4 separate regions of the Homo sapiens genome follow, and regions 1, 2 and 3 are each linked to region 4. The links are chromatin loops, found by intact Hi-C in ENCODE. Cell type or tissue: dorsolateral prefrontal cortex. All regions are shown on one strand. Links, peaks and the distances in the headings refer to the core of each region. The heading gives the core; the rest is flanking DNA. Region 1 has its middle 21 kb from the start of MIR422A. Region 2 overlaps HERC1 (HECT and RLD domain containing E3 ubiquitin protein ligase family member 1). Region 3 has its middle 22 kb from the start of DAPK2. Region 4 overlaps HERC1 (HECT and RLD domain containing E3 ubiquitin protein ligase family member 1).

What was found. A loop is a pair of places that touch in the nucleus more often than their neighbours do. Peaks named below come from ENCODE experiments on the same cell type or tissue, not always from the same donor. Only the 100,000 strongest peaks of a DNase experiment are listed, where the experiment ranks them.
Region 1: it touches region 4 in a loop (5-fold over the local background); 26 of 110 quality-filtered maps call a loop at or near these places.
Region 2: a loop joins it to region 4, with 2.2 times the contacts of the local background. A loop is called at or near these places in 2 of 110 quality-filtered maps.
Region 3: a loop joins it to region 4, with 3 times the contacts of the local background. A loop is called at or near these places in 49 of 110 quality-filtered maps.

The regions. Positions count from the first base shown.
Region 1 is chr15:63,889,208-63,894,112 of GRCh38, forward strand. No RefSeq gene overlaps it. Among named protein-coding and RNA genes, the nearest start is that of MIR422A, 21 kb to the left of the region's middle. RefSeq lists enhancers at 2,085-2,174, 3,744-3,973, 4,749-4,905 and a silencer at 3,523-3,817. In dorsolateral prefrontal cortex, for the core only: CTCF peaks have their summits at 1,975 (motif pointing left) and 2,175; DNase peaks (open chromatin) are centred at 1,974 and 3,915.
Region 2 is chr15:63,722,581-63,727,485 of GRCh38, forward strand. It overlaps HERC1 (HECT and RLD domain containing E3 ubiquitin protein ligase family member 1), which reads right to left. Exons shown (of 78, transcript NM_003922.4): 18 at 2,712-2,933; 19 at 602-775. Among named protein-coding and RNA genes, the nearest start is that of HERC1, 110 kb to the right of the region's middle. In dorsolateral prefrontal cortex, for the core only: no CTCF peak of the experiment used is centred there; no DNase peak of the experiment used is centred there; H3K27ac peaks cover 356 bases.
Region 3 is chr15:64,065,681-64,070,585 of GRCh38, forward strand. No RefSeq gene overlaps it. Among named protein-coding and RNA genes, the nearest start is that of DAPK2, 22 kb to the left of the region's middle. In dorsolateral prefrontal cortex, for the core only: CTCF peaks have their summits at 2,039 (motif pointing left), 2,243 and 3,947; a DNase peak (open chromatin) is centred at 2,031.
Region 4 is chr15:63,608,061-63,612,965 of GRCh38, forward strand. It overlaps HERC1 (HECT and RLD domain containing E3 ubiquitin protein ligase family member 1), which reads right to left. Exons shown (of 78, transcript NM_003922.4): 77 at 4,191-4,496; 78 at 558-1,206. The coding sequence ends at 1,021. It also overlaps a transcript of FBXL22 not described here. Among named protein-coding and RNA genes, the nearest start is that of USP3-AS1, 9.7 kb to the left of the region's middle. In dorsolateral prefrontal cortex, for the core only: CTCF peaks have their summits at 2,263 (motif pointing right) and 2,464; DNase peaks (open chromatin) are centred at 2,261 and 3,404; H3K4me3 peaks cover 604 bases; H3K27ac peaks cover 4,000 bases.

The DNA.
Region 1 (4,905 bases), core at 182-4,181, 280 kb after region 4:
AGGTTGCACATACTTTTTTTTTTCCTGTTATATCTTTTAACATTTCATGGTATTGTTTATATATAGAAGTTTGTGATTTGAATGTTGTTAAATTTATTCATCTTTTCCTTTAAGGTTTTTTGTTTTTGTGTCTTGCCAAAGGTTATAAGTGAGGAACATTAAAAAAAAAAAAAGACAAATTCCCCAGACAAATCACAGAAAATAGAAAAAGATCTTGAAAATATTTTTAAAAACTCACATAATAAGAGGAATGCTAAGATGCCATTTCACATTATCAGATTAACGGAAGTTGTAAAGTTTGCTAACACACTGTGTTGGTGAAACTGATGAGGAACAAGCACTCTTGTTCTTTGCTGGTAGATGTATACACTTGTAGAACTCTGATCAAGAGCAATTTGGCTGTATTTGTAAAAATTAAAAACACACATACCATTTGATCTATAAGACCACATCTAGGAATTTATCCTCAGATATTACAGATGTATGAAATGACATATGCACAAGGTTATTCATTATAGCATTGTTTATAACAGCAAAGGAAACAACCATCATTAGGGAACTGGTTAAAATATGTTTCATCCATGCAATGAACCACTATACATTTGTAACAAAGAATAAGGAAGCTTTTCTGAACTGATATGGAAAAAATATCTCTATACCCTTAAGTGAAAAAAGCAAAGTGCAGGACAGTGTGTATAATAAGCAATTGTCTTACCCCGTGAGGCGCACTGTGGCAACCAGACCTCTGGGTTGTGGAATCAGGTCCTACAGGTCACCGTGGTTGGGGGACAGTGGCAGTTGCTGCCCCCATCTCAAGAAGGCTTGAGCAGCCGGCAGTTTGGCATCATTCTACAGCAGGAGGTTAAGGGCCCCCCTCCCAGAGTGGCGATCATTAAAGCCAAGGCTCCCAAAGGTCAAGCTGCAGAGCAACACCTGGAAAGAATCTGCCACAGCCTTCAGAAGCATCATGCTATGTTGACTTCTATATAGTCAGATAAGCAGGATCACTTGAAAGCTGAATGGGATCAGCCTAATGACCAAAGGTATTGAGACAGCCTTGTGCAAGCAAAAATTAAGAATGCCATGCAAGCGTTTATCATTAACACTGAAGGACAAAACACATGAGGCACACAAACCTGGCGCCTCAGACTGTGAAACATTCCTAAAACCATAATTGGAGATTGCCTAATCAAAAATCAAGTGAATTTGTCAAGTAAGGGTTATGGCTAGGATATTCATATTCCTACCAAATCAATAGCTATTGCTTGTTAATATTTTTTGTTTTATCTATGTTTTGATGGAAAGCAAATGAATATATTGTTCATATTTTGTTACTTTGGTTAAAATCTATTTTGCTTCTTTTGTTGAATATAAAATTGACCCTTGAACAATAAGGATTTTTTGTTTTGTTTTGTTTTGTTTTTTTTAAAGACAGGGTTTTGCTTTGTTGCCCAGGCTGCAGTGCAATGGCGTGATCTCAGCTCACTGCAGCCTCCCCTTCCTGGCCTCCTGGGTTCAAGCGATTCTCATGCCTCAGCCTCCCAAATAGCTGGGACTACAGGTGTGCACCACCACACTAGCTAATTTTTGCATTTTTAGTAGGACAGAGTTTCACTGTGTTGGCCAGGCTGGTCTCGAACTCTTGACCTCATGTGACCTACCTGCCTCAGCCTCCCAAACCGCTGGGTTTACAGGTATGAGCCGCGGCACCTAGGCTTATATACCTTTTTATACTTTAAATTTTTTGAGCCATGTGAATATTTTACCAATGCAGAAAATTAACACTATTTTAAAATAATAACAGTTTCCCAGAATCCAATCCAAAATATCAAACCAGACACTCTGGGCCCATATATTTTTTTAAAAGTTTCCTAGGAATCTCTCAGGGGAATCCTGGCCTGTCATGGAAGATCGCTAAGAACCTACTGAGCCTTAGATCCAGCAGTCAAGGTCCCAGCCCTTGCAGCGCCACCTGGTGGCCTTAGTTACCAAGCATCCCTCAGAAAAATGTGTGTGGATGGCCAGTGAATGCAGACCAGGACAAAGAGTAACATGGCACTGTGTCCACAGGCTGGGTGGGGCTGGCCCCAGCGGACCCAACATCGACCTCCAGGACTGGCTGTGTCGGTCCTGAGGGAAACGAGGCAGAGGGCCTAAAGTTCTACAGCCTCTGTCCCAAGGAGCCACCCAGAGGCAGCCTGCAAGAGCACATACCTTGGGCCTCTGTCCCAAGGAGCCACCCAGAGGCAGCCTGCAAGAGCACATACCTTTGGACCTGAGTTCAAACCCCGGCTCCACCAACTACTAGCCTCGTTATCTCATGCAGCATAACTTCTCAGGTCCTCTGTTTTCTCATCTGCAAAATGGAGACAAGTATAAGTCTGTAGACACATCTAGTATAATGCCTATGCTCAATAGGAACTTGATTAATGCTCATTCTCTTCCCTTTTGTTACTTCTAGATAGCTTTACTCCCTGGCCCTAAAGAGCCTAGCTGGGCTCATGGGAGCTTCCTGTGGCCTGGGAGGGTTCAAGCATTGGAGAGACTGAGGAAGAAGAAATCCATATGCTTCTTGTCTTTCTAAACCCTCTCCCTCCTCCTTGCCCCTTCTTTAGCTAGCAAGGAATACATTTCAGGCCTGGCTGAGGTGGGGAGGCAGTTCAGGAAGTGGCTGCAGTTCCCACAAGCAGAGTCAGATGGGGTTCCAGTCCTGTGCTATAGGCCTGGGTGCTCCATCAATCAATCGAGTCTTTTGGCCTGGGAGCAAGGCCCAGTCCCTGCCCTCCCTCGGGGAGTGCATTATACTCAGGGAGAGCCGAATAGAACACAAATCACAGTGAATGTGCAGGGGACTAAGGGGACTCAGAGGCACTGATGAAGTTACTAAATTGACCATCTGCTCTTTCAGGTTGTGACACTATTTCTAGAAGCTCCTGATAAAAATGCAACTAGGAGCCCATGAATCCCTCACCCTTTAGTTCAGACTAGCATCTCTGCTTCCCTCCTAGGTCTTCTGGAAGATGGCAGAACCCAAGAGAGATGAGACATTATAAAAACGTAGACAAGACATTGAAACATTTTTGTTCGAAGCTGTAGAAAGGAATGTTCAGACGACAGAGCAGAGCACTCCTAGAAGGGGTGACTGCTAGGTTCCAGACCCCCTGGCAGTGGGAAGACACCAGCCTGGCCAGAAGAGAGCCTCCCAAAGGGAAACTGGGGGATACTGAGATCACCTGGGTCACAATTCTGCTCTTTGTACCCATGTCAGCAGAGGACCTCCAAGAAGTCAGATGCTGGGAGAACAGAGTCCTAACCTTAGGCATTACCCGATTCACAGGTGAGGAAACTGAGGACCAGCAAGGGGAGGTGCTTGCCTCAGTCCCATGTGAGTTAATGGATGACCCTGACCTGGACTTCAGGTCTCCCGAGCCCTATTGCATGGTGCAAAGCACTCAGTCTTTGGAGCCAGGTAGAACTGAATTTGAACCCAAAGTCCCCTGCTACTTTGCTAGCCATTTAGTTTTAGAAAAGTCATCTACCTCTCTGAGCCTTGGTTTCCTGCCTTTGTAAAACAGACCAGAGCTCTTGCTCAGGAGTGTTGTCAGGACTAAAGATAATATGTGCAAGCCACCCGGCACATGGTAAGTGGGGATGCTACGATTATTGCTTCTCCTACGCAAACCACACCAGCCACAGACAGGCAGGAAGAGGGCTGGCTGCTGCAGCTCTCAGGCACAGCAGCTTTGCACTTGGTGGTGGTCATGGTAGGGGCATGGGGTTCTGGTTGAAGGAGTCAGATGTGTGGAAAGTAGAATGTGCCTTGTGGCTGGGTAGTGAGGCTTCTTCACTAACTCCAGAGTTGCAGAGTATGCAGGCCGTGGGAGCCACACACCCAGCCCATGGCATGCAGAAGCAAGAGGCATGACCCCTTATTCATATGAAGGGCCCTACCGATCACATGCTTTGCAGTCGCCAGAGTGGTTGCCAGGGGCAGAACCACTATAGGGGATCTTCCTTCCTCTTTTGCTCCAGGCTCCTCACTTACATGTCTATTTTTACCCTGTACTGTATGCTGTCAATAAGAAGCATGGTTATTACAGCAGCAACCACATTCCGAGTGCAACGGAACGGGAACTTCACATGCATCAGCTCATTCCATTTCACCCTCACAGAAGCCCTGCGGGAGCATACTGTCATTCCCATTTTACAAGAGGGAGAACTGAGGCTCAGTTCGTTGCTAACAGTTACCCAGCCAAGAAGGTGCCAGAACTGGGATTCAGACCCTGAGGTCCAGTCTAACTCCAAAGCCAGGGTTTCCATGCAGCACCCCCCTGCCCAGGTATGATGCTTCTTTCCAGGGAAGGGAGGTTGATAGAGGCAGGGCCTACAGGTTATCATTATTATTGTTGTTGTTTTAAAGATGGGTGTCTTGCTCTGCTGCCCAGGCTAAGTGCAGTGGCATGATCATAGCTCACTGCAGCCTCAAACTCCTGGGCTCAAGCAATCCTCCTGCCTGCGGGTTTTGAAGGCTGTAGCAGGACCAACTCCTGGGCAGGTGTGTTGGGAGTAGGGAGCCTCATTTGAGCCCCAGAAAGTTTGCTCACGAGGCAGTTCTGAAAAAGTAGAGAGCACCACAGCAGAAGCAGAGGAAGAGAATTGAAGGAGACATGAGGTTCACCTCCCAGCAGCTGTTCCCCTTCTCTTAGCAATGACCAGTTCTCCTCCTTCCAGTTTCGGGGAAGCTAACTCCACCCTAGGCACTAAGGCCTTGGGTCTCAGGCCTAAACAAATCACCCTCATCCATCCCTCAGCCTCCGTGACTGGTCCATGGATAGGGCGTGTGGATCAACAAGACACGGGGAGGGGCTCACTGGGGTCTTCAGAAAGCAGCTGCCCCACTTTTCT
Region 2 (4,905 bases), core at 546-4,545, 110 kb after region 4:
ATGAAATCTCACGAAGTCACTTAGTAACCCTCTTGGTTTTATGATCTACTGCTGCGGTATCACAGTGATTGTGTTCAAGTAACCCTTATTTTACTTAATACTGGCCCCAAAATGCAAGAGTAGTGATTCAGTTAGCATATTATTGTAATTGTTCTATTTTATTACTGTTGTTGTTAATGTCTTACTATGCCTAATTTATAAATTAAACTTTACCATGGGCAAGTATGTACACACAGGAAAAAACGTAATGTATATAAGGTACGGTACTACCTGTGGTTTCAAGCAATCTACTGGGAGTCTTGGAACACATCACCCGCGGATATGGGGAGACTACTATACTTCAGTAAAATGATTACCTATAAATGTATTATATAAATCTCAATTTTCACACAGTAGGTTTAAGTGGAATACATGTATATAAAAAATAGTTACACTATTTTCCACAAAGGGAAAAACAAATTGTTTAAAAATGTTAATAAAATATCTTTTTCTATTAAAAAAAAGGGTGATCCCTATAATTTTCACTTACATATATTGCATATATATTTGCGAGCATTATGAGCTAACTACAAATTTACTCCCTTTATCTTCTTTATCTTACCTTTACTAACAGCATAGTCCTGCATGCTGATCCAAAGGCTTCGGGCAGGCTCTTTAGAACAACCCAATGCCAAGTCTACATAGACAGCAATTTCAGGCCGCAATTTATAATCAAAAGGCTTCTGTTCTTCATTTCCAGAAAGTGCTACTTCTAACAGGCAACTCATACATTTATCTAAAAAAAATACTCACGTTACCAATTTTAACATCATAAATTTTGGTGCTACAGATAAAATCTTACCACATTTATTTAATGATTATGAAATGATAAACTTCAAACCATTTTAAGTAGATGCTACCAAGGTAAAGTCCTTTAATGTTTTTCAGTTGGAGGTAGTATCAACCCTTTTACATTCTCCAAAAGGATGTGACACTCTACCAATTGTGACACTCCAAAAAAACCTCTGGTATTTTGCAGTCAAATGCTTTACCTCTGAGCTATACCCTACAACTCTGGCGTTTTGGCAGGCAGAGGCCAGAGAAACTAAATGTCCTACACGTGCAATGGTCTTGTATAACAAAAAACCAACGCGTTCAAAATGGAATGATATCCTCTTTGAGAAACAAGGAACCATTGAAAATGCGACTAGACCTTTTTTTAATAGACTTAAGTAAAAATAATCAGTTAAAAATGATCCATGTAAAAGATACCATGAACAATTTCTCAATTGATATTTATATTTGTACAGGTGGTTCCTAACTTTTCAGTGTGACATTTGACATTCAGAATTCATTTCACATTTAAAAATCAAACAAAACCATGTTCTAAGTGATGATGAGGTTCTTGGGCTAGTATCAAAAATCAATTCAACCCATAGTATAACTGAATTATTGTATTTTTATAATTTTACAAAGGCTAATACCTTTTTCTAATACATACAAGTAAACAAAATAAAATTTTAATAGTTTCATGATTTTATAACTTAAAAAGTGAAAAATAACATTAAACAGAAATTGATTTTCTTCATATTAAAGGCCAGTTTAATTGAATAAATATAACAGAAATATGAAGAGGGTAGAGATAGAGATACTTTTGTTCTCAGGAGGTCCTTTAGGACTGTCACAAGGTTAAACACTGACAGCAGTGGAATTATCTTTATCATGTTAAAGACCCCTTGAAAAACCATGATTTTACTTTCTTTAACAAAATGTTTCATAAACACCAGTCCAACATTCACCAGCCATGGCCAAAATCACTTTCTGGTTCATAAATGAAATGATGAATGTACACTCATATTTGGAAATGGAGGAAAATCCTCAACTGCTTCCCTCACTCCCACTCTCCAACCCTCCAAATCCCAAAGTATAATCTTTCTCATTTTGTTTTGTTTTTTCTTTTCTTTTCCGCTCTCCTTCTTTCCTCTCAGTCTCTCTTAGACTTTCCTTCAGGGACATGTTGAGTCTCTTTGTCTTATCAGAGAAATAATAAATTTTAGATCTAATAATATCATGTAGCCTGTCTAATCCAAATCATTATTTTATAGAATCAAAATTAGAAGCCTAGAGAGATTAAAGGACCAATTCTAGATAAAACAACTGGATTATCTGGGGTACCAGATAAGTCTTCATGTTCAGTCTAGGAACTAGCCTGCCAGCAATATATACAAATGGGAGATGCTGCAGAAGGGAAATTCTAAAGGCACTTTAAGTGGCGAAGAAAAAATTAGGACATAATATAATGTCAGCATGAAAGCAAGACAGGCTGGGAGGAAAAGAGGCTGCCACTCACATCTCAGGGGTGCTGCACTGATAAGTCATGGTTAAGTACTCTTACAGTGCTTTACATTCTGGGAAGCAGTTTCATAACCTCCAAGCCTCGGAAAATAAGTGATGAAGCATTGAGTTAGATGACTTGCTCAAAATGAGTGATAAATATGACAGAGTAGGACCAGACCTACAATTTCTATTTCCTCTGGGGGCTCTTTTCACCATATTGTGCTGCACGATTTAACCATTTTTCTTAGGGCTCCAAGTCATAGCCCCAGATTCCCTACACTGCTAATGTTGCAATTGGTGCCTGTCAGTTCTCTATTTAGCAAATCAGAATAGAGAAATCTCCAACTGAGGTACAAACAGGCATGTATTTTAAATGCTGCAGAGAAGCACATTACCCAATTGAGGAGTGTCCATTTCTACACCGTCACTGAACAGTGGCGTTTTCATCCAATATGCAGTGTCCTGTTCCTCTGGAGACACAGGGGAGCCCTGAAGCATGCCACCAAGACACCGCCCAATAAGGAGAGCAATTGTTCTTTCTAGATCCACAAGCCATACCCAGGACTGAGCTGGCTGAGGTAATGGCAGACCAGCAGGATCAATTAGTTCTGGCCCTCCTAAAGACAAAATCATTAGTTATTGTGTCTTTATCTGGTACTTTTAAGATTCAAAATATTTCTCATAGTCTCCTACCGTACTGCAATAAGATACTGATGCAAAATATTTTATGATGAAAACACAAATTATAATACTTTCTGTATTTTTTCTCTTTACCAGACTGATTTAAAATAATATCCAGAGAAGTTATGCTATCAAATAAAATTTTCCTTGGAAAAGTTACTAATTTTAAGATAAACATTAAAACAACATATGACAACATTATTCCAATCAATTATATTCCTACTTTTCATTACCCAGACCAAAATTCACTATCTTTAGGGAGTATTCTGAGTTTATTCCTCCAAAATCAACACACAAATTTATCCATTAAAATGACATTCAAGATTGTTTAATGCTTTTTAAGGCCTGAATTCAGAATTGTCTTAATACTAAGATCCAGACCCATGCTTTCTTTTTTTCTGGGGGGCGGGGGTGGAGGGGAGCAGACAGAGTCTCGTTCTGTCACTCAGGCTGGAGTGCAGTGGCATGATCTTGGGTCACTGAAACCTCTGCCTCCCAGGTTCAAACAATTCTCCTGTCTCAGCCTCCCAAGTAGCTGGGAGTATAGGTGTGCACCACGGTGCCTGGCTAATTTTTGTATTTTTAGTAGAGATGGGGTTTCACCATGTTGGCCAGGCTGGTCTTGAACTCCTGACCTCAGGTGATCCGGCGGCCTCAGCCTCCCAAAGTGCTGGGATTATAGGCATGAGCCATCATGCCGGGCCCAGATCCATGCTTTTTTATTGTACATTTGTTTTTAAAAGTTCTTGACTTCACGAAATGACAGCTATAAGGAACACATACCAATGAAATAAAAATAGAGACTGAAAAATCCAAAAAGCAGTTATTTGAAATGATAATGGATAAGTTATCTAAAAGGAAAATGGATAAATGATTAATAAAATTACTCAAGAAAAAAAGATGGCACAAATTCAAAAAATAGGAATAAACAGGATATAACCATAGATATACTAGAGATTTTTTAAAACCATGAATATTACAAATAACTTTATGCCAATAAATTTGAAAACCAACAAAATAACATTCCTGGAAATATATATATTTCCAAAATGGACTTAAGAAGAAACATAAGATGGAAGGGAATACTAATCACTAAAGAATGAGAATTGCCAGAGTCTGTCTACAAACAAAACACCAGGGCCAGATAGTTTCACAGATAAATTCTTCTAAAACCTCAGGAAGAGATAACTCGTATCTTACACAAATTATTTCAGTGAACAGGAATAAAAGAAAGTTCCGCGTTCATGTTATGAGATTAGTATAATTTTGGTAGTAAAAACTAGGAAAGGATAGCATGAAAAAATAAAATTATAGAAAAATATCAGTTATAAACATAGATGAAAAAATAAAATGACACCTTACTCACCTGATAGACTGAATCTTAGCAAGTTCTGAGACGCTTTAGAAAAGAATAAACTGGCCAGGGGCGGTGGCTCCCGTCTGTAATCCCAGCATTTTGGGAGGCTGAGGTGGGCGGATCACAAGGTCAGGAGTTCAAGAACAGCCTGGCCAACATGGTGAAACCCCGTCTCTACTAAAAATACAAAAATTAGCTGGACGTGGTGGTGCATGCCTGTAATCCCAGCTACTCAGGAGGTTGAGCCAGGAGAATCACTTGAACCCGGGAGGCAGAGGTTGCAATGAGGCAAGATTGCGCCACTGCATTCCAGCCTGGGCAACAGAGCAAGACTCCATCTCAAAAAAAGAAAAAAGGAAAGAATAAATTTGGAACAACTCCATATAAAGCCTAATCAACATCCTGATATGGTTGTAAATTTGACACTTGGACTAAGTGACACTTGATCACTGAACTGTATAATGTTAAAATAAGATAGGCCCTCAAGGTCATCTTTCCAACTCCAATGCTTTTCCTTTTATGCTCCAGCCCAGGATTCTTTCCAATAAAAT
Region 3 (4,905 bases), core at 231-4,230, 460 kb after region 4:
TTAAAAAAGAGAAAAAGTAAAAAAGGACAAACTGGATAGGAATGGTAGCTCATACCAGTAATCCCAACAGTTTGGGAGGCCGAGGCAGGAGGATTGCTTGAGGCCAGAAGTTCAAGAGTCTGGACAACACAGCAAAACCCTGCCTCTACAAAAAATTTAAAAATTAGCCAGGCATGGTGGCCCATGCCTGTAGTCCCAGCTACTTGGGAGGCTGAGGTGGGGGAATTGCTTGAACCTGGTGATTGTGCCACTGCACTCTAGCACAACATATGCTAAAATGTAAGCAAAAAAGGAGCATATGTGTTCTGGCATTTACAGGCATAAAAAACTCTGAAGCTACAAGAGCGATTAATCATGAAACCTACTGGAAAAGGATGTGAACTAAATCGGGAAGGAGTCTTTTCACTGTATATACCTTTGAATGCTTTTTGATGTTGAACCACCTGTGGTATTACTCATTCAAAAACTAAATAAAAGCCAGGCATGGTGGCACGCAGCTGTCATCCCAGCTACTTGGGAGGCTGAAGCAGGAGAATCACTTGAACCCAGGAGGCGGATGTTGCAGTTAGTGGAGATTGCACCACTGCACTCCAGCCTGGGCGACAGAGCAAGACTCCGTCTCAAAAAAAAAAAAGAAAGAAATGAATAAAAATATAAAAATCTCAGCTACTTGGGAGGCTGAAATGGGAGAACCACTTGAGCCCAGGAGTTCAAGACCAGCCTGGGCAACATAGCAAGACCTGATCTCTACAAAAAACAAACACACAAAAATTAGCTGGGTGTGGTGGCTTGCACCTGTAGTCCCAGCTATTCAGGAGGCTGAGACAGGAGGATTGCTTGAGCCCAAGAGTTAGAGGCTACAGTGAGCTATTATCTTGCCACTGCACCCCAGCCTGGGCAACAGAGCAAGATCCTGGTATCTTAAACAAACAAAAAACTGCAGATGACTAACATGTTGTTAGTCATTAAGTTGCACATTTTTCATGATAAAAAATGATGCTGTGATCGTCATATCATTCATGACATAGGGTCAAACATGTTTACACAACAAGAAAATAGGAAATATATTTGCAGTATATGTGACAGAAAATGCTAATATTTGTATTGTATAATTAGCTTTTTAAAACATTAACATTCCAGTAGAGGCCAGGCACAGTGGCTCACACCTGTTATCCCAGCGCTTCGGGAGGCTAAGGCTGGAGGATTGCTTGAGCCTAGGAGTTTGAGGCTGCAGTGAGTATGAAAGCACCACCGCACTCCAGCCTGGATGACAGAGAAAGACTCTTATCTCAAAAAAAAAAAATTCTACATGTTTAACCTTACAAATAGATGCTAATGAAAAACCTTTTCAAAATCCTCCACCTTGGGCAAATATTTTTTAAAATAATAATACCCAATATTACTGTAGAACAGGAACACCTACCCCACTCTTGGTTGGGTGTCAATTGGTACAATTTCTCCAGAGGCCAATTCAACAATATGTATCAAAGCCTCAAAATCATTCATAATCTTTGGCAAAGAGTTCCATATCTAAGAAAGTCTTCAGTGATGGGCCATGTGCCGAGGCTCACACCTGTAATCCCAGCACTTTGAGAGGCCGAGGCAGGCAGATCACTAGGTCAGGAGATGGAGGCCATCCTGGCTAACACAGTGAAACCCCGTCTCTGCTAAAAATACAAAAAATTAGCTGGACGTGGTGGCATGAACCTGTGATCCCAGCTACTCAGGAGGCTGAGGCAGGAGAATCGGTTGAACCTGGGAGGTGAAGGTTGCAGTGAGCTGAGATCACATCACTGCACTCCAGCCTGGGTGACAGAGCAAGACTCCCTCTCAAAAAAAAAAAAGTCTTCAGTGATAATCACTCCAGTCAGAACAAAGGCACAGGCTGCAATAAGTCCATGGTGGTCTGGTACCACTTAGTGCAGCCCGGTTAGAGGGGCAGTGAGTGTGCCCTCAGGGCCTTTGGGAAAACCCAGGGCAGCTGATGCCAAGTGGGTATGCTCTGTCACTAAGAAATAATGCTTTGCTGCCATCTGGTGTTCTCCCAGATAATCGCACCCACCCCAGAGGAAAAACTCTCCAAGTTAGCACCGAGCAGCCCTTTCCTCTATTCTCCCCTACCCCGGAAGATGCGGGTCTCGCTCTGCCACCCAGGAGGGAGTGCAGTGGCGCAATCAGGGTTCACTGCAGCCTCAATATCCTGGCCTCAAGCGATCCTTCCATCTCAGCCCCCCAAGTAGCTGGAACTACAGGTGTGCACCACCACGCCCTGCTAATTTTTTGATTTTTTGTACAGACAGGGTCCCGCTATGTCGCCTAGGCTGGTCTCAAACTCTTGAGCTCTAGCCATCCGCCCACCTTGGCCTCCCAAATGTTGGGATTACAGGCGTGAGTCACTGCACCTGGCCTTCTCTATTTTTAACAAACCCTAATAAAGCATTTACTAGGTTCCAGGCGTTGTGCTCAGCACTTTACAAGCATTCCCTTTTTTAGTCCTCATAAGGGCCCCACGAAATAGGTAATTTTATCATCCCCATTTTACAAACGAGGGAACTAAAATACAGAGAAGCTAGGTAACTTGCCCAAAGTCACACAGCTACTAAGTGACTGAGTATTGGATTAGAACAAGATGGCAGTTTGGCACCAGTGTCTGTGCTCTTGACCACATCCTTTGTGAAGAGGATCCAGGGTCTGCATGGTGCTAACAGCACTTGGAGAGAACCTGACAGCCCATACAGCAACATCCTCTCCACATCCAGTACATCTGCCCCAAATAAGTCCATATCAGAACTGGGTTCGCTCATGCCCTATAGGCAGTCTAACCTGAGTCATGGACAACCACCAGTTCAGGCTAAATCCAATGAAGTTTTTTGGAAAAATCTTTACTTGTATTTCATATATACAAAAAGATATCAGAAATAATGTGGCTGAGCACAGCGACTCATGCCTTTAATCCCAGCACTTTGGGAGACCAAAGTGGGAGGATCGCTTGAGCCCAGGAGTTTGAGACCCCCTAGGCAATATAGTGAGACCTCATCTCTACAAGAAATTTAAAAATTAGCTAGCTTTGGTGGCGTGCATCTGTAGTCCCAGCTACCCGGGAGGCTGGGGCGGGTGGATAGCTTGAGCCTGGGAGATAGAGCCATGATCGTGTCACTGCACTCCAGCCCCGGTGACAGAGTGAGACCATGTCCCAGAAAAAAAAAAAAAAAGAGTATTAACAGTAGTGGTGCATCAGTAATGAGTTTGAACCCCAACAATTCACTGGCTTGTTTTCTACCATGGTATTAACACATGCAGAAAACCACCTGGGATATGAGTGCAATGAGACTTTTATAGCAATCCTACCCCTTCCTAGTAAACTGGCCCCCACTAACTACAGTTAATTGTGTCCTGCTGGACACATCTGCAGTTTTGGTAGCAGTTGCTTCATGGTGGAGCTGGGAAAGCTGCTTTTTTTTTTTCCTTTTTTTCTTCCTTTCTTTTATTTTTTTCTTTATTTTTTGAGACAGCATCTCACTCTGTTGCCAAGGCTGGAGTGCAGTGGCGCAATCTTGGCTCACTGCAACCTCCGCCCCCCAGGTTTAAGCAATTCTCTGCCTCAGCCTCCCGAGTAGCTGGGATTACAGGCACGTGACACCATGTCCAGCTAATTTTTGTATTTTTAGTAGAGATGGGGTTTCACCATCTTGGCCAGGCTGGTCTTGAACTCCTGACCTCGTGATCCACCCGCCTCGGCTCCCAGAGTGCTTGGATTACAGGCGTGAGCCGCTGCACCCAACCTAAGCCACCACGCCCGGCCATAAGCTTCTTATTTGTAACGGTCTAAGAAAGCAGTGGATAAATAATTAGTTGAGCGTGGTAGCTCTCATCTGTAGTCCCAGCTTCTTGGGAGGCTGAGGTGGGACAATTGCTTGAGCCCAGTAGTTTGAGGCTGCAGTGAGCCCTGATGGTGCCTTTTCACTCCAGCAGGGGCGACAGAGAGCGACCCTGTCTCAAAAGCAAAAACAAGAAGGTAGTGGCTCCTACTGGGGCTCAGAAAGCAATAACCCAAAATATGGCTCCTTGGTGTGCTGTGAATTAAAGAAGAATAGAAAGCCTCAGAAGCAGCCTCAAAAGCAAAGACTCTCTCTGACCATATCCTGCCCTGCTGTCTCCTGCCCCTTCCTCCTCCAAAGGGAGTCATAGAAAACAGAATCTGTCTTCCCCAAGGGAGGAAATAGAAACCAGAACCTCTTTTCAAAGCAAGCCATACCAGTCTGGGAAACATGGCAAAGTCCCATCTCTACAAAAAAATACAAAAAAAAATTTAGCTGGGCATGGTGGTATGCACCTGTGGTCCCAGCTACTTGGGAAGTTGGGGTGGGAGGATCACTTGAGCCTGAGAGGTTGAGGCTGCAGTGAGCCATGATTGTGCCACTGCACTCCAGCCTGGGCAACAGAGCAAGACCATCTCAAAAACAAAAACAGTAACAACAACAAAAAGCAAACCACAAAACCTAGAAATATTACTCTAACTTTCCCCCGCCTTTCTGTGCATGAGCTGGCCATAAAGAAATTCTCTGACCTGCCTTATCTAACAGTAGGTCATAAGACTGCCCCATACCCAGGAGGAAGGAATGCTACACAGAAAGGCCAAGAAGAATCTGAAGAGATAGTCCTTGCTGGGTTTCCCCACTTAGTCCATTACCATTAGATCGCACTTTTTGTCCAATCACATTTCTACACAATTGTCCACTCTTCGTCAAACCTAAGCAGAAAAATAAGACAGTTTTCCCTGGGTCTTTGGATTCTTCCTATCTGAAGCCTGCTGTGTCACATAAAACTTGGATTGACCACATTTGTTATGCTTTTCTCTTGTTACCCTGTCTTTTGTCACGGGGGTGTTGGCCATGACCTTTATGA
Region 4 (4,905 bases), core at 172-4,171:
CATTCACTCACTCATTCACTCATTGATACATGCTAAGTGCCTGCTAGCAGTTGCTGGCCTTTCTGTAACACCTTCCACTTGGCTGCCCTCCCCACTGAGACATGTTGTAAACTACCCTGTTCTTTAATTCCATCACGTGCTCATTTTGTCTTTGTAGGTTCTTCATAGGAAGGGCCAGATGGCATTACTGTGGTCCTCTTCCTCCTTGTCTGGTAGAGTCGCCCTCCACATGAGGTAGCTGGGGCTGTCCAGAGAAGGATGCGTGGTACTGAGAGGGGCGGAGCAGCTGAGGGAACAAAGTCAGAGAGACCCAGGATGACAGAAGAACAATGGAAAATAGGGGCTTCCAACCCAGAGGGATCTCCTAGAACCACACGGTTCTCTGATACGTTATTTCCAAGTGAAGCCCACCCTCAATGTAAAGAAATGTTTCTGAATGGGTCAAAAAGCCATCAGAGCAAGACCAGCCTGGAAGCTCATTCTGTTCTGGGCTAATGTCTGCCTCGATGGTAACCCCTAGTCAGAAGCTCCGCAGGAAGCAATACCAAGAGCCACGCTCCAATTCCTGAATCTGCTTTATTTCTCTGCATAAGGAACCCTGAACAGGCAATTCAAATTAAAACAAAATAAATATATGAATATTCATGTAAAACTGTCCTTTCTAATGAACAATTATACACAATGTACAATTTCATGTTCACTGGGTGGATTTACAAAAATGTACCATTCCCAACTAAAAATGCACCAAAATGGTTTCATGCAAACTTATCAAAAGTGACCAAAAATATGGAGGGAAAAACCTGACTGAGAGCACTTCGTTTTTGTTGTTTTTGTACAATCACAGAAAAATAAAAACATCTAATTTCTTTGTTACATTTAGAGTAACTAAATGTGGCCATTGTTTATAATGTTGGTTTATGTTCTTATAACATCTATGTAGTTACCATAAAAGTATATCAACATCAAATCAGAAGTGAGCATTATTGAGGGAGAGAAGGGAGGGTGAGAGCACCCGCACGGTCAGTAGTCAGTGTCGGAGCCCTCGGCGTTGTCCACGTTTCTCGAGAGCATGTAGTTGTCCATGTCGATTGAGCGGCAGTTGTTGATGGCATAGCGCAGGCGCTCGGCCATGACCAGCTGGCTGGAGTACGGGGGCAGCCTCAGCTGGAAGAAGCAGGTCTGTGAGGTAGGCAGACTGTCGTAAGGCTGTGGAGAGAGACCCAGAGCCGTGACTGGGGACATCAGAGTGCCATAAGGGGGAGTGGGGCTGCCCATGACCTCTCCCTGCCTTCAAGATGGAATTAACATGGCCACATGGTTAAGTCAAGTGGACACAGAGACTGGGCCAGATAGAATGAGCTGAGGCCCTACTGCCCCGTGGCCCTCGAGGCTCTGGGTGAAGATGTTCCTTCTTGTCCTCACCTCCTCCAGTGCCTGTGTGTGTAAAGTGAGGAGAAGCTCTGACTGGCAGGATTGCTTGAGAGAATACACTACGCACAGCGCCTGGCACAGGATGAGAGTGTAGTAAGAGGGCACCTGTCCTTCATACCCATCCACCAAGAGGGTGCAGACTGGAAGCCAGCTGCAGGGATGCCCCCACAGAGCAGGTAGAATGGAAAGAACGACTGTGAGGTGCAGCTGGCCATGGGAGCCTCTTTGCCCCCTCTCCTCTCCCTGTCCTCATGTGCATTCTGCCTCCTTTGCAGGCGCCATGGCTGCCTCGCACAGCTCACATAAGGAAGGGGCAGTCAATTAAACTCCAGTCCATCCATTCAACTGACGGTGATGCATCATTTAAAATGATAATTATGATGACTGGCAGCAAAACAGAAAGGTGTTCAGGATACATTAGGAGGTTAAAGGCAGAAAAAATTCTAGATACATCATATAAAAATTTGTACAATTGAGGCAAAGACTATGAGGAATTTCACAAAGGTAAAAATAGCTACTACTGGAGAGACAGGATTATATACGTTCCCTATCCCTCCTTGCAAACATAACTATTTTCTAAACAATTTGTAATAATAGTAATGGCATTATAGTGTTTTTATAAATTTTTAAAACGTTTGCTTAAAAAAAAAAAAAAGAACCTGTCTTCTCTCACTCAACCTCCTCTTGAAATCAGCCCTCCTCCCCAGAGCCCACACCTAGGTAAGCCACATGTCCTGCTATGGGAGGTGGATGGCCCAGCAGCCCAAATGCACCAGAGCCAGTGATGACACAGCTCAACGCAGAAAAACTGAAAGCAGCAAGGAAGGGAGGTGCCACTAGGTGGCTCTGATGACCTAAATGTGAGTACTGTAGAAATGATCTAAAAGCCACAGAGGAACCGACCACGGTAGTCAGTTACTGATGCTGACAACCCTGAGACCGGAGATTAGTGGTGGATTAACTCCTAGAACGGCAGGAGTAGCCCAGGACAGATATAAGGCAAGGGTTGTTTCCAGAGCTGAGTAGAAATGAGCCATTTCCTCCTTCCTACTTCTCTCTGAAGCAACAAAACAGATTTACAACTTACAGTTCTTGGCAAGTCATGCAGAAAATTTATGGAAAGGCTCTTTTATAATCCTTCCTGCACGTGGCTTCTCCAGCAAGCCTAGCCCAGGAGCAGAGCAGCAGCCTGCAGCCTCAGGAGGCAGCACAGGGAGGAATAGCTTTGGCTACACCAGAAAGCCAGACACTTAAACTGGCAGGAAGGGCCTGTGTGTGAAGAGGCCCCACTTCCCTTACTGTTTTCTGAACAAACATCATGGGCCCTGCTCAGAGAACTGCCCAGCTCATGTGGGAGAGAGGGCTTGTGAAGAGTGGGGATGGAGACAGAGGGAGGAGAGGCACTCCTAACTGAATGCAGTAAGTTCTGGGTTTGAGGGCTGTACCCAGTGTTCAGGAGGTGGAGAGAAGGAGTCTGGCTAGGTCTGCCTTCAGCAATGGTAGGGGCACTCCTGGAAAGCATCTAGGAGGGGTTCTTGGAGGAGATGACTGGCATTGGGCTTATAGGATGAGTAAGTGCTTGCCAGAGATAGAAGGAAAGGGGTGTGAAGAAGGACTTACTAAAGCAGAGGGAACAGGTTACATAAAAGCACAGAATTTTAAAAACAGCCTGGTCTACTGGGGAGAAAGGCAAGCAGCCCATTATGACCAGAACATGAGAAGTATCAAGACGTCACATCAGAAAGTGGGGCAGAGGCCAGACTGTGGAAGTGTTTAAGGCAGCTAAGGTCATTGGCATTTATTTCGGAGTCAACAAAGGGGGTCTCTGAAAGGTCTAAAAGGAGGAGAGTGACATGGTCAGACAGGTGCTTAAGAAAGATGACTCTGGCAGCAGTGTGCTTTTCAGACTCTAAGCCCTCTTATTCCTAAGCCATCTGTCAAAATCACAGCTGGGCTGGGGCTCTGCAGCTGGGGCCTTTCATCAGATGGCAGAGATGCAGCCCTGCCTGCTCCACAAGGCACACAACACAAGTGGGCACAGAGGTTATCGTTGCTCCCCACATCTTTGGGTTCCTTCTGGGGCACACCCACCAGTTAATGGTTAATATTTTCATGAAAACAAACAAGGCCATGCCTCAGCACAGGAAGAGGCAGTATGATGATCCTTCTGCCAAGTTCAGCTTTAACTCAGGAAGATGCTGGAAGATTTAGGGAAGGTTGTTGGTTGTAGTATGCTCTCTTCATCCACTTAGGACTCTTCCCACTGAAGCTAAATGATATTTCTAAACAAATTTTACTGCTTGATTTTTTTCATTAATCTGGAAATTCTAAGTATTAATAAGCATGAATCGGCAGGCCTACTTGAGGGTCATAGTTTGTTTTCCCCAACATAAAAGCAACAAGGCGCAGAGGGCCAGGCGTGTTGGCTCACGCCTGTAATCCCAGCACTTTGGGAGGCCAACGTGACCAGATCACCTGAGGTCAGTAGTTCAAGACCAGCCTGGCCAACATGGTGAATCCCCGTCTCTACCAAAATATACAAAAAAATTAGCCAGGCGTGGTGGCACGCACCTGTAGTCCCAGCTACTGCGGAGGCTGAGGCAGGAGAACTGCTTGAAGCTAGGAAGCGGAGGTTGCAGTAAGCTAAAATCATGCCACTGCACTCCAGCCTGGGCCACAGAGTGAGACCCTGTCTCAACAAAAACAACAATGAAGCAATAAGGCAGACATTACAAAGGAAAAAAGAATAGCTTACTTACCCTATCAACCTTCATGATTTGAAATCTCTGAGAAATGTCAGCAGTGTTGGCTGGTAGTCGAGATCTTCCTGACACAAACCTCATGAAAAGCACCCGCTCCTCATTGGAGAACTCTTCCAGCGTGTGCCAGAACCACTGCACCAGCTGATGCTGCTCATCCACCTCACGGTACCGCACCACTTTCTTCAAGACTTCCACAGAGATCTCGGGCATCCCACACACCATCTGCTCCAGTTGTTTTGCTGTGAGGAGGGACAGCAGCGGCACAGGAACAATCCAGGACATCCCTTCTCGGACTGCAGCCACCTGCTCCCGGGAGAGGTTGCTCATTCAATGAGTGTGCGTGAACCTGGCACCCACCAAGGGCCCTGTGGGGCTAGGCGCCTCCTGATGCCTGCTCGTCCGCTCCCCAGACCCTCTACTTGTTTCTCAGACCGCCAGGCACGAGAGTCAGTCAAAAAGGCCCACCCTCCCTGCCTCTCAACCCTTGTTAGAGTGCCTCCCTGCTGTGGGATTCTTACACTCCTGGTTCCAGTTCAAGTCCAATTTAGGAGCCTGCCTTCCCTCTACCACAAAATCTCAGCCCACTGGGGCCTTCCCTGATGCCAGCCCCACTCACTCATATTCCTAATCATATGTGCCCATGTGCTGTCAAACTATGCATGTGTGGACACTTCATCTCATAAAGGTAAGAAGCTTTGGGGGCACTCAACTA